2 separate regions of the Homo sapiens genome follow, and region 1 is linked to region 2. Evidence: chromatin loops called from intact Hi-C (ENCODE). Cell type or tissue: PC-9. All regions are shown on one strand. Each heading gives the region's core, and the rest is flanking DNA. Links, peaks and the distances in the headings are about the cores only.

The links. Hi-C counts contacts between places; a loop is a spot of excess contacts. Peaks named below come from ENCODE experiments on the same cell type or tissue, not always from the same donor. Only the 100,000 strongest peaks of a DNase experiment are listed, where the experiment ranks them.
Region 1: it touches region 2 in a loop (16-fold over the local background); 1 of 110 quality-filtered maps calls a loop at or near these places.

Annotation. Positions count from the first base shown.
Region 1 is chr2:94,872,872-94,875,371 of GRCh38, forward strand. TEKT4 (tektin 4) reads left to right here. Exons shown (of 6, transcript NM_144705.4): 2 at 649-719; 3 at 1,094-1,237; 4 at 1,905-2,127. It overlaps LOC442028 (a long non-coding RNA gene), which reads right to left. Exons shown (of 10, transcript NR_037597.1): 9 at 518-681. Among named protein-coding and RNA genes, the nearest start is that of TEKT4, 2.7 kb to the left of the region's middle. RefSeq lists an enhancer at 797-1,658. In PC-9, for the core only: CTCF peaks have their summits at 1,515 (motif pointing right) and 1,722; no DNase peak of the experiment used is centred there.
Region 2 is chr2:95,017,180-95,026,348 of GRCh38, forward strand. It overlaps MAL-AS1 (MAL antisense RNA 1), which reads right to left. Exons shown (of 8, transcript XR_007087136.1): 2 at 9,161-9,169; 3 at 7,016-7,078; 4 at 6,038-6,164; 5 at 1-4. MAL (mal, T cell differentiation protein (MAL blood group)) reads left to right here and starts at 8,529. Exons shown (of 4, transcript NM_002371.4): 1 at 8,529-8,706. The coding sequence starts at 8,614. RefSeq lists enhancers at 4,906-5,406, 8,913-9,169 and a silencer at 8,429-8,558. In PC-9, for the core only: CTCF peaks have their summits at 5,308, 5,514, 6,176 (motif pointing right) and 6,376; DNase peaks (open chromatin) are centred at 5,302 and 6,142; H3K4me3 peaks cover 200 bases; H3K27ac peaks cover 697 bases.

The DNA of each region.
Region 1 (2,500 bases), core at 1-2,500, 150 kb before region 2:
TCTCTGCCCGCAACAAGGGCACCTGCCAACTGATGGAGACACTGACAGTGCACGGAGAGGCAAACCCAGGGATAGAGGGGCGCAGGACCCGGGCCCTGGCACACAAGGAAGTACCCAGTGGTTGAGGCAAAGACCCCAATCACAGAGAAAAGGCTTGTTCCTACACACAGCAAATTAAACTGGCCAGGCAATAAGAAGAAACACAGGGTCCTTCTCCTGTTCTTGGTGTGAAGATGGCCTTTCCCAGCACAGAGCCCTGAGGGGCAGCCTGGGCGGGCATCTGGGCCCCCAGAGTTTGGGTCCTCAGGGGCTGTCCAGAGGCCAAGGGCAGGCCAACGTTCCCAGGTGCACTGAGTGAGCAGCAGCGATGACTCCTGAAGCCTGGGGCGTGGGAACTGCCGCTGAGGGACCTTCCCAGCAGCCCACAGAAGGCCCTGGAGGAAAACACCCCACTTACAACGCACCAAGGAGAATGCCCAAAAGCCCAAGATAAACCCAGTGAGAGAGCAGAACTTACACAGTCAGAGCTCAGGCCCGGCATTCAACTCCTTGTGGTTGCTCAGGTGTTGACCAAGGCCTGCAGCAGCTGGGCCTCCTGGGATCCTCACCAGGGACTGGCTCTGGTGCTCAGGGCGTCTCCTCCCTCAGGAAGCCGAGCTCATCCGGAACATTCAGGAGCTGCTGAAGAGAACCATCATGCAAGCAGTGAGCCAGATCCGGTGGGTAGAGGGCTGCCCAAGGGATGATTCCTGACCCTACCCACAGCTGGTCCTGGGGCAAGGCATTGAACGACAGGACCCTGAGACTCAGAGCCAGCAGGGGCTGCCCCAGGTCACAGTGGAGCGCAGGACTGGGTGGGGGAGGTTCCGGCGCAGCCTGAGGTTGAGTGGCCAGAGCCCAGTGCCACATCTGATCTGCAGCCTCCCAGCCTGGGCCGCAGCTCCTGGTCACTGCTGAGCACGAGGGCTGCCCGGGACAGGCCCACCCAGAACTCCCTCCTGAGGCAGGCATTGGGGCCCAGCCTGCAGCACAGAGGGTCCCCAGCAGGGCCCTCCCTGGGCACACATCAAGGCCCTGCCCCACCCCGCCCCAGACTGAACCGGGAGCACAAGGAGACCTGCGAGATGGACTGGTCAGACAAGATGGAGGCCTACAACATCGACGAGACCTGCGGGCGCCACCACAGCCAGAGCACCGAGGTGCAGGCTCATCCGTACTCCACCACCTTCCAAGAGAGGTGGGCCCCAGCTCTGCCCCTGCACTTGCCCTGGCTGTGGTCTCGCCTCCCTCTGCCTGGGGGCCCCAGCGGCGCTGCTTTCACCAGCCTGGCCCGGAGGCCCTCGCCCCCGAGGGCACTTGGGCAACTGTCTGCCCCTGGCATGAGCAAGCGACCAAGACCTCCTCAAATGTCCAGCGCGTGCACAGCCTGGCTGCCGGCAGACAGGACAGAGTAGGGTGGGGTCAGACCCAGGCGCTGGCAGGATTGCGTTTCCGCCCAAGGCCAGCAGAGGGAGCCTGACCACCGCCCACTAGAGGGCGGCAAACTCCTGGGAGCAAAAAGAGGGCGCGGGCGCTGGGTACTAGGGAAGGGGGGCTGCGGGGGCCGGAGGTGCTGCAGAGGGGGCCTCCGGGGCAGCGGTGCTGGGAACGGGGTCGCGGGGGCACGAGGGGACTAAGTGCCCGGGGTGGGTAGGGTGTGGGGGGACTCAGAGAAGTTGTGGCCAGGGGGCACTCGGGGGCAGGGAGCCTGAGGGACTGGGCTTTGTGGGGCAGCATGGGGTGCATCGGAGTCCATGCACGTCCTCCAGGAGCATGGGGCGCGGACAGGGCATGGGGGCGCAGCAGGGCTCCCAGCCTTCGGCAGAGCCTCCCCGACCCTCTCCTGGCTGTCCCCCGCCCCGCAGCGCCTCCACCCCGGAGACCCGGGCCAAGTTCACGCAGGACAATCTGTGCCGTGCCCAGCGCGAGCGCCTGGCCTCGGCCAACCTGCGGGTGCTGGTGGACTGCATCCTTCGCGACACCTCCGAGGACCTGCGGCTCCAGTGCGACGCCGTGAACCTGGCCTTCGGGCGCCGCTGTGAGGAGCTGGAGGACGCGCGGTACAAGCTGCATCACCACCTGCACAAGGTGGGGCACCCTGAACCCCGAAGACGGCCCCCTCTCATCACCTGGCCTGGGCCCTCAACACCTTTCTCCTCTGTCCCATTTATCCCGAGGGACCCCAGAAGCAAGTGTCTCCTCTCCGTAAACCTATGTAAAACCAGGTGACACTGGGTATGATCGACCGGTGTTGCCACCCCTATGACTCAGCAGGAGGAGCTGTGGGGAGGATGGAGGCAGGAGGTGGTCTGGGGAACACTGACCGCCCGGGAGGTCCCCAAGAGTCCTGGCCTGGCAGGCAGGGCTCTGAATCTAGGGTCTCAGCGTGGCCTTTACCACCTCTGAGTCCCCAGTCCTTGAGCAGGATTCAGGTCCTGGTGACCACCAAGGATGGGGGTTC
Region 2 (9,169 bases), core at 3,928-6,427:
CCTCCTGCAATGAGCAGAACAAGAACTACCACTTGCTAGGAGGGTAGGTACAGAAATAGCCTTAGGCCTGGGAGGTGACAGCCTGGAGACGAGGTAGGGATCTGGGTGTGTGTGTGACAGCCAGAATGTTCCCTAACAGAAGCTGCATTCAAACAGGGGAGAAAACTTTTCTCCTGAGAGTGAAGCTGTGAGACAGGGCATGGCACGTGTGGGACAGCAAAGAATCCTGGGGGAGCCCAGGGGGCCTCTATTTATGTCAACACCAGCTGTCATGTCCCGGGCGCTGCCTCATGCCAGACACTGCCAAGGGCACTCACACACATTATCTCGTTTAATCCACAGACAGCCCTGGGAGAGAGATTAGCATCACTATTGTGTAGACAAGGAAACCCAGGCACCGAGAAGTCAAGTAATTTGTCTAAAGTTGCACAGCAAGGAAATAGCAGAAGGGAGAGTTCGTTTGTTTGTTTGTTTGTTTTGAGACAGAGTCTCACTCTACAGCCCAGGCTGGAGTTCAGTGGCATGATCTCGGCTCACTACAGCCTCCACCAACCGGGCTCAAGCCGTCCTAGAAGGGAGATTTTTAATCCAGGCCCCGAGGTCACTCTAATCTGAGTGCTCTCTGAGGTCTGGCAGAAGGGAGGAATTCTGTGGCACATTCATGATGTGATCAGAGGGAGGATGGTGCCTGTGAAGAAGACAGAGGTGCCGCGCTGACCCTGTGTGCAGCCAACTCTGGGGAAGGCAGTAGGCAGAAGAGAAAGCCAGGGGCCCCAGGTCAGAGGTGTCAGGCACCGAAACAGGCAACCCCTTCTTGGGAAGGAAGGCTAAGGCACAGGGCAGCGAGGCCAGCACGGAGGGGCCGCTCAGCAGCCCCGGGCCGCCCCGGGACAGCAAACATGCAGCCCTTTCTGCCTAGCCCTGCCTCTAGCCCTGCCTCGCAGAGGATGGGACCATGTGAGGGTAGGGAAAAGAAAGAGGATGTCCCCAGAAATGTGGCATCCGAGGTCTCCTGCCCAGCTCTGCAACACACAGGAGTTCCCGGCCAGGCAGAAGGAGGCGACCTCCACAGATCAGCAGGCTGGAGCCAAGGTGTGCGTTCCTTTAGTGGGTTTTCAGTTGCAAATTCTACATCCTTTGTCCACTGTTTAACGAAAAAATGACGTTTCCTGCCCTCAGCCCAGTGCTTTCTCACCCCCCAATACCATCCTACCATCCTCAAAGGGAGCCGTTGTGAGGAGCGCAGTTTCTGTCCGTCCAGGTGTGCATTTACCTCTGTATCTGCAGACACATTTTATTAGAAGCAAAAAATGGATTATGCTTTAAGCACGGATCTGCCACTTCCTCTTTTACCTTGAAAGGACGCTGTCCCGGCATCCTCCGGTGTCAGCACATGGACATCCACTGTCCCTTTTCCACCCACGGCAGGGTGTCATCCCACAGCCTGGACACAGGCCTCCTATGCCAAGTGGATTAAACACTTCATGAGAAGAGACTGTCCTTTCCCACATAAAGAGCAAGTGATCGGGCCTGGAGCTGGTGGGGAGAGACTGTCATGTCTCGGAGGACCGGGTAGCGCCAAGATTCTGACCTCTCTGATTTTTTAAGGGGTTTGGGGAAGGTGATGGATCGAGAGGTGACGGGTTCTGGCAAGTGAGAGTTTGGAAAGATGGTGGGGTCTGGAAAGAGATGGGCCTGGGGGGTTTGGGGTCTGGGAGGTGATGCAGAGGGGATGGGTCTGAATCCTCCTCACGATGCAATGCCTAGTCCTGCACGGTCAGGGTCACTCCCAAACAAACCGGGCTGGTCGGATGCAGGCAGCCCTCCCCTCCACAGCTGTGGCTGCCCTCTGCCCACCAGCCTCTGGTTTCCTACATGCCTCTGAGGTGCACCTCTCTGGGCGCCTCCTCATCTGTCATCCAGGTGGGGCAGTGGCGAGTCCCCTCCCTTCCTTCTAAGGCTTAGCAGTTCTGAATCATAGACCAAGACCCGGGGCAGCCAAGAGCTTTTCCTTCCTTTTCCTTTAGGCCCTACTGCTTCAAAAACAGGTCTGTTGCCACAACAGGAACCAATGCACCCAAAGGACACAGTTTGTGTCATGGGCAGCAAGTTTAGGAAACCAACAGGACAGGCCCTGTGGGGTCTGAGGGTTCCTCAGCTTTCCAGACGCCTGCCTGTGAGCTCATTTTCCCCGCCCTTTCTCCCTGTCCTTCAAGAAGCACTCATGGCCCTGCCCATGGGCCAGGTGCTGCGCTAAGCACTACGCACTGAGACGTGAAGTAGCAATTTCCTACTACCCTCCATGCAAACATTCCATTCTTCTTTTGCAGCAAGTTTTTGCATTCTGCTTTGTTGAGTTTTATGGTTTTGATGTGTTTCTTGATCTCATGCTGTTCCTGATCTCCAAGTCCCCTGTGCCAACTCAGAGACATCTGGGCTGGTCCCTGTGCCCTGTTTCTTCTGGCTGTGCTCCAAGTGCTTGGCCCTGGCCAATCATTCCAGTGACAGAAGAAACAGTAACCCTCACTGGACCCTGCTTTCTTCCCCCAGAGGAGAACCCACATTGGCCTTGTCGAAGGTCTCGATGGCCCCACCCTGGAGTGCCTACACCTGCACCTCTCAGGCTCCCACATGTGCCTCCCTGTCCAGCCTGGCTCCCTGTGCTCGCAGAGCCTGTGTGTGACACTAGGGGAGTGTGTTTGAGGCTGAATGAGTGGCCAAGTCACCAGCTGGAAAGAGAAGCTCAGAGAAGGAACGAATTCACCTCTCTATGAGTTCTAAAAGATCATGTGCAGAAATGAAAATAGTTGCCTTGATTTGGAAGAATCGGGGGCATTAGGACAATGCCGTTTTTGTCTGTTTTCTAAGTAAGGGTGCATTTTTTTCCAACAGAAAATAGGAATGCTAAGAAGAAGGGTATCTATCAGGAGAGCCTCCACTGCCACAGTCTCTCTCCTTGACTATAGGGCCAGGCGGCTTCTCTAGAAGGTGGATTCCTGGTCGTCCACGAGGGAGTGACCTCACTCTAAGGGGCGGGGGGGGGGGCGCCTTTGGAGGAAGCCCCAGGTGGAAGTATAAGTTTGAGCAGGAAAGGCCTGGGGCCAAGGTCATTGCAGGATGCATCTGCGAAATTCTGTTATTTACTTAACAACCACTCCAGAGTCTAAGAAGGCAGGCAGCGGCCATCTGAGGGGTGCTGTAAGTGAAACCTGAAGGGAGATGCTTTGCACTGGAGCAAACCAGCCTAGCCCCAAACATGCTGAGACTACATTCCAAAGATCCACTGGCCCAGCCCTGCAGGTCTGATGTTTCGGGCAACGTGGGCCAAATTCCTGGTGCAACTTGCTGGGCAGGTTGTGAGCTCTCCTGTGGAGGCGCAGGGTCCAGTCCCTCTCTGGGGCAGAGAAGGTGGGCTCCAAACAGGGAAGAAGAGGGGTCTTACTCTTGGGGTTCAACAGAGGGAATGGACTAAGTTCAAGGTATGCGGCATACCCTTTGCATTTTGCCTGAGCCCAGCCTGTCCCTGGCCTTTCTGGGTCTGCCCAGGAGCCACCTTCTCACACAGGTCACAGGCCTCCCTGGCCCCAGGACTCACCTGCACTGTCCCCTTGGCCTGGCACACTCCCTCCCTCTTCCTGCACATCCACATTCCATGCAACCTCACAGGCCTTCCTCAAGTTCCGCCGCAGCATCAGTCCTGTTCTCCTCCCCTTCCAGAACTTGCCCCCATGCCTGTTCCTTCTGCCCTGGACTCCTGTGGTTGTTTACATTCTGCCTCCTCCCTGCTCTATCGCCTTCCTCAGACTCACTGTTGATCTCTGTATGTGCACTTGAAGCCTGCAGTGTGTGGTGCGATGCCAGACCCTCCTCCAGGAGACAGCAAGGGGCCTGGTGTGTGCTGTTCCAGTGTCGGGAAGGCTCTCTCCCTTCACCTGGTAACCACTGCTCACCAATCCAAAGGGCCCTTCCTCCCACAAGCTTCCCTATAGGCCAGGCTGGGCCGGTGCTGTACCTGGGCTCCCTGCAGTGTGCTATGCTTGATTAAGATCTGCCTCCCAAGCCTCATAATAAGCTTCAAAGAGGCAGGGGCCCCTCCTCCATGGCAACCCCATCACCCAGCGCTTACTGAACTTGGGCTGGAGGCAGGAGGCTCTACTGAGTTTACTGTTACATCTGCAGAGCGGGCACAGGGGTACCACCCAAGAGGTTCTCAGAAACAGGGCCCCACTGTGCAGCCTGCCCCCACCCCAACTTTGTTCTAGAACAGTTGGTCCATGTGCCACCTACTATGATCTGAATGTCTGTGTCCCCTCCCCAAATTCCTATGTTGAAATCCTAACCCCCAAGATGATGGTATCAGGGCTGAGGCCTTTGGGAGGTGATTAGGTCATAAAGATGGAGGCCTCATGAATGGTATCAGTGTCCTTAGAAAAGTGGCCCCAGAGAGACCCTTCACCTCCTCCACCCTGTGAAGACACAGCAAGAAGGTGCCGTCTGTGAACCAGAAAGTGGACCCTCAACAGACACGGAATCTGCAACACCTTGATCTAGGATTTCCAGCCTCCAGAACAGTGAGAAACAGGCTCCTGCTGTTGACAAGCCTCCTGGTCTACCGTAGTTTATTACAGCAGCCCGAACAGACTAAGACACCGTCTCTGAGCACTTTGCCTGCAGTCATGGACAAAGCATGCCCAGCACAGGCCCTGACCAGGTGCCTCTCAGCCTCACGTGCTGTCCCTCTTGGAAAGAGCTCTCCTAGGGAGCAGGGACTCTGTCTTTCCTACTCACACACCCTCTACCCTCCATCCCCATCCACAAGTCACCCAGACAATGCCAGCCTGTTTTGTGCTCAGAATATCATGAGGACTTTGTCGGACAGTGGCAGAGTGCCACATCTCCCTGGTTCTAGAAAACATGATCCTACAAGAGGGTGGGGAAAAGAGCACATGCGGATCATTGTCCCTGGAGGCAGTGGGCACACGGAGCCCATGGCCCATCAAAGGACAGTGCCCTGGTGAGCAGCCACCACTTCAGATTTTCCAGTTTGTGGATTTTGTGCAGTAGACACAGAGCCTGCCTGCTGGAATCAAGAGGCCTAGTCACCAGCCATGTGGCCTGCGCACATTACCTCCCATTCCTAGCCTGTATGTTGGGTGACACCCACCAGCAAGCCTCTGTGGGATTAAATGAAGCCATGCAGGCAAAGTGCCTGTGGCAGTGCTGGGACTCAGCAAGCCCTCAGTAACAGGTTCCCCTCCTGCGCTGACGCCATGGCAGCTGTGGCTGCCATTCCCCCATCCGCCAGCAGGTGCCCTCACTGCTTCATGCCTTCTATGGAACCCAGGGCTGTGGGTGACTGTGTCTGTGAGAAAAATAAAATCCCTAGGGGGAAGTGCGCGTTCAGGGTAGCTCTCTGAACTCATGTCGGCACCCGGCCTCGCCATCCATAAATGGGGATGATGACCCCCACTTCCTTGTGTTCCCAGAGGTGAAGGTCCCAAGCCCTGTCCACCAGGGCAGGTGCCTGGGGCCACACCTGAGATGACCATGAAGACTGGATTTGGGAGGCTGCCGATGTCTGCATGGAGCTGGCATTTGACTGGCAATTGCCCATCTTGAGCAGGGTTTTCATCGAGGGCTCGGAGCTTTAGAGGTGCAGCGTCACTCAGGTTCAAGGTGCTCAGCAACTCTGTGCCCTTGGGCAGCTACTTAACACTTCTGAGCCTCTGTTAGCTCATCAGTAAAATGGGAGTCATCTTACCTACCTCAAAAACCAATGCACCTACTGTTACGGATGGGCAACTCCTGCCCATTAATCTTTCCCTGAACACGTCCCTCTCCCCACAATCTCCTCCCTCCCCCTGAACACACACAAACTGGAGGTGGTAACCTCTTCCTTCCCCAGGCTGGCTCTGCAATGGCAACTTTCCAATTCCTACTTTGTGGAAACCCACCCAAGGCCACGTTATTAATATTTGACAGAAGCCCCAGACCCACCCTCTTATTCACACCCACTGGGAAGACCAAGGATACTCACTGAGTTATTATTGGCTGAAATTATTTTTTCATATCCTGCTGGAAACCAAAATATGGTCCTGGGCTTCTGATAAGTATCAACCACCTCATTCACCAGCAGGTGGCCCAGAGCACCTGCAGAAGCTGTGCTGGGGAATGAAGACAGGCCCATCTTTACTTACCAATGCCTCTCTCTTACCAATGTCTCTCTCTCTCACCAATGCCTCTGTTTTACAAATGCCTCCTCTCACCAACGCCTCTCTCTCTCTCTCTCACACACCAGTGCCTCTCTCTCACCAGTGCCTCTCTCTGTCTCACCAACGCCTCTCTCTCACCAATGCCTCTCTATTTACCAATGTCTCTCTATTACCAGTGCCTCACTCCTCACCAGTGCTTCTTACATCCAAACAGGGCACTTCCATGTCCTCCTCTGGTGGTCAAGCACAGACAAAGCTGGAGTCATCCACCATTGGCTAAGGTTTAATGAGCACTCACCAGAGGCTGGGCTCTGCTTGGGTGCTGAGCATATGCTAGGGTGGGGAAGGAGAGGGGCAGATGGGGGTGGCTGGAGGATGCCCTGCCGAGGGTAGAGTCTGGTCAGGAAGATGAACGTCGAGCGGAGAACTCCAGGTGGGAGGAGGGGGTCACAGAGATAGGGACAAACCCCCTTGACCCTGGCCGGGCTGCCTTCCTCATCCTCTGAAGCCTCTTTCAGAGATTGCTGCCCCTCTGCCTTATCAAAGGAGGGCTGGGACTGCTGAGCTCCACTGAGTTGCCCCTGGGAGCGAGCTTTCCCCAAAGGCTCAGGCCCAAGTAGGAATGAGTTAGCAACAAAGGCTTGAAATAAGTAGGAAATCACCAAACCAAACCACAAACAAAAGCCCTCCAGGCCAGGTAAGGACATTATTAGGAGTTGATAGGATCTTCTTGTTCTTAATTAGTATGTGCTGATAGGAAATCTCCAAGCAGCTTTCGCTGGACTGCCTGAGGGTCATCTCACCTCTCTTCAGGCTGCGGCTTCCTGTGGCCACCTTGCTTTAAGGCTTGTTCCCAGGACGGTCTCCTGGGGAGGAAGAAGATGTCCTCTCAGAGGCCAGCAGGTCCAACTAACGAGCTATGAGATGCCCAAGGTGGATGAGGACCTGGGCTCCTAAAGTCCCACAGCCCATTGTGTCCAGAGAGATGCTGCCCTGGGGACCCGACACAATGGCACCTTGGTTGCAGCCGTCCGGGCTGGCAGCTCACAGAGGCACAGTGGGGTTTTCTCATTTCAAATGCCTGGCCCCTTTCCAGAGGCACTTAGAATGGCCAGCTGATGGGCGTGCTACTTTTGCTTTGGAAAATGCGTCCACGAATATACTTCTCTCCCTAGGGACTGGGAAGGAGGAAGAATTGTGCAGCAGGGAGAGGTGAAGGCCCCACTGGAGAGAAGGGGAGCCCCTTGTCCTGCCTGCAGCAGCTGCCAATGGAAAGAAAGAAGAGTTGGGAGTCTAAGCTGGAGGTTGCGGGGCCAATTCCCTTTTGGCAGGCGAGAATCCGGACTCGGGCGGATTTCAGGCTTCAGTGTTTGTAGGAGGAAACACAGCAATCACACTATTAATAGTAAATTAAAATAAATGGGCAACTGCTGCATGGTAATACTTTTTTTTTTAAGGCAAAAAATAAAAAATAGTGAAACAGAGAAACAAAACATGAAACACCGGCAGTCAACAGGCAGGCAAAGAACCTGGGGGTGGGGGTAGCAGCGGTCCCACCCTCAAAAGGCCCGGGCTGCCCAGACCAAGAGAAAGCGATGAATCTCTTCTGGTAACGTCCCTTCCTGTCGCATGGATTCAAGGCCGACCTGCCCCAGCACCACCACCAGCAGCCTTCTGCTGGGGCCGGCACAGCTGGGAGCAACCTCCTACTCTCAGGCAGACGCGCAGCACCAAGCAGAGAGGCCCGGTGCAGGATCCCAGCGCCGAACCAGCGCCGGCTCAGTGGACGCGGAAGGGGCCGGCGGCCGCGGCCGGTCCCATCCCCCACTGCAGACCCCCAGCCTGTGGCGGTGGTCCAGTTCCGCCAGGAAACCGCCGCCTGGAGCTGTGGGTCGCGCACATTAACGCATCCAGCGGAAAAATGAAGGAGACCCAAATTCAAAGTTAAAGTAATGGTGACCCGAGAGGTGCCTTGATGAGAAGGTTTGGGGTCCCGGTTACTGATGGTTATCATTCTTACGAGATGCTGGTCACCTACGAAGGGAGAAAGGCACGAGGAGCGCCTGACCAAAGTGGTTTTGCCCTGCTTCCCGCAAGAGGTGGCACCCACGGCTGGAACGCAGGAGTCAGACCCACAGTCCCCAGCTCTGGACGCCCGCAGCGGGGCCTCGAAGAGGTTCAGGGCGGTGCCCGCGGCGCTCGGGCCGGGTCTCCCGGGGCGTGGGGCGGGGGGCGGGGTTGGGCGGCGGCCGGGGCTCCTCCCTCTTCTGCCCCGGGCTCCCCTGCTCTTAACCCGCGCGCGGGGGCGCCCAGGCCACTGGGCTCCGCGGAGCCAGCGAGAGGTCTGCGCGGAGTCTGAGCGGCGCTCGTCCCGTCCCAAGGCCGACGCCAGCACGCCGTCATGGCCCCCGCAGCGGCGACGGGGGGCAGCACCCTGCCCAGTGGCTTCTCGGTCTTCACCACCTTGCCCGACTTGCTCTTCATCTTTGAGTTTGTGAGTGGCTCCTGGCCGGGGAAGGGACGGGGTGGGCTGAGCCGTGCGCTCTCTCGGGCGCCCAGCACAGCTGTCGGACGGGATCCGCTAGCTGCGCAGGTTCTGGGAGCATCGGGGCAGCAGGCGCAGGGCGGGGACTAAGCCAGGGAAGTCCCCTCCCACCTCCGGTCCTTTGTGCCCTTCTAGACCAACAGAATGAGGGGAACAGTCTACAGGACTATGGAGGAAAAACTGGGTTCCCAACTGGGGTCAGATGTAGGCAGCGGGGCAGGGGGGGACGGCTCTTGGTTCGCTGGTCCCAAAGCTGCGCGCGGGGCCCACTTGACGCGCGCAGCGCCACCGAAGCTCCCGCCGCGCTTTGCGCGGTTGGGTAGAAGTGCGCAGCTTTTACAAGGGAGAAGGTTTCGTTAAAAAAGAAAAAAAAATCAGCAAGAGAAACATTAGTATTACCAACCGAGATTTG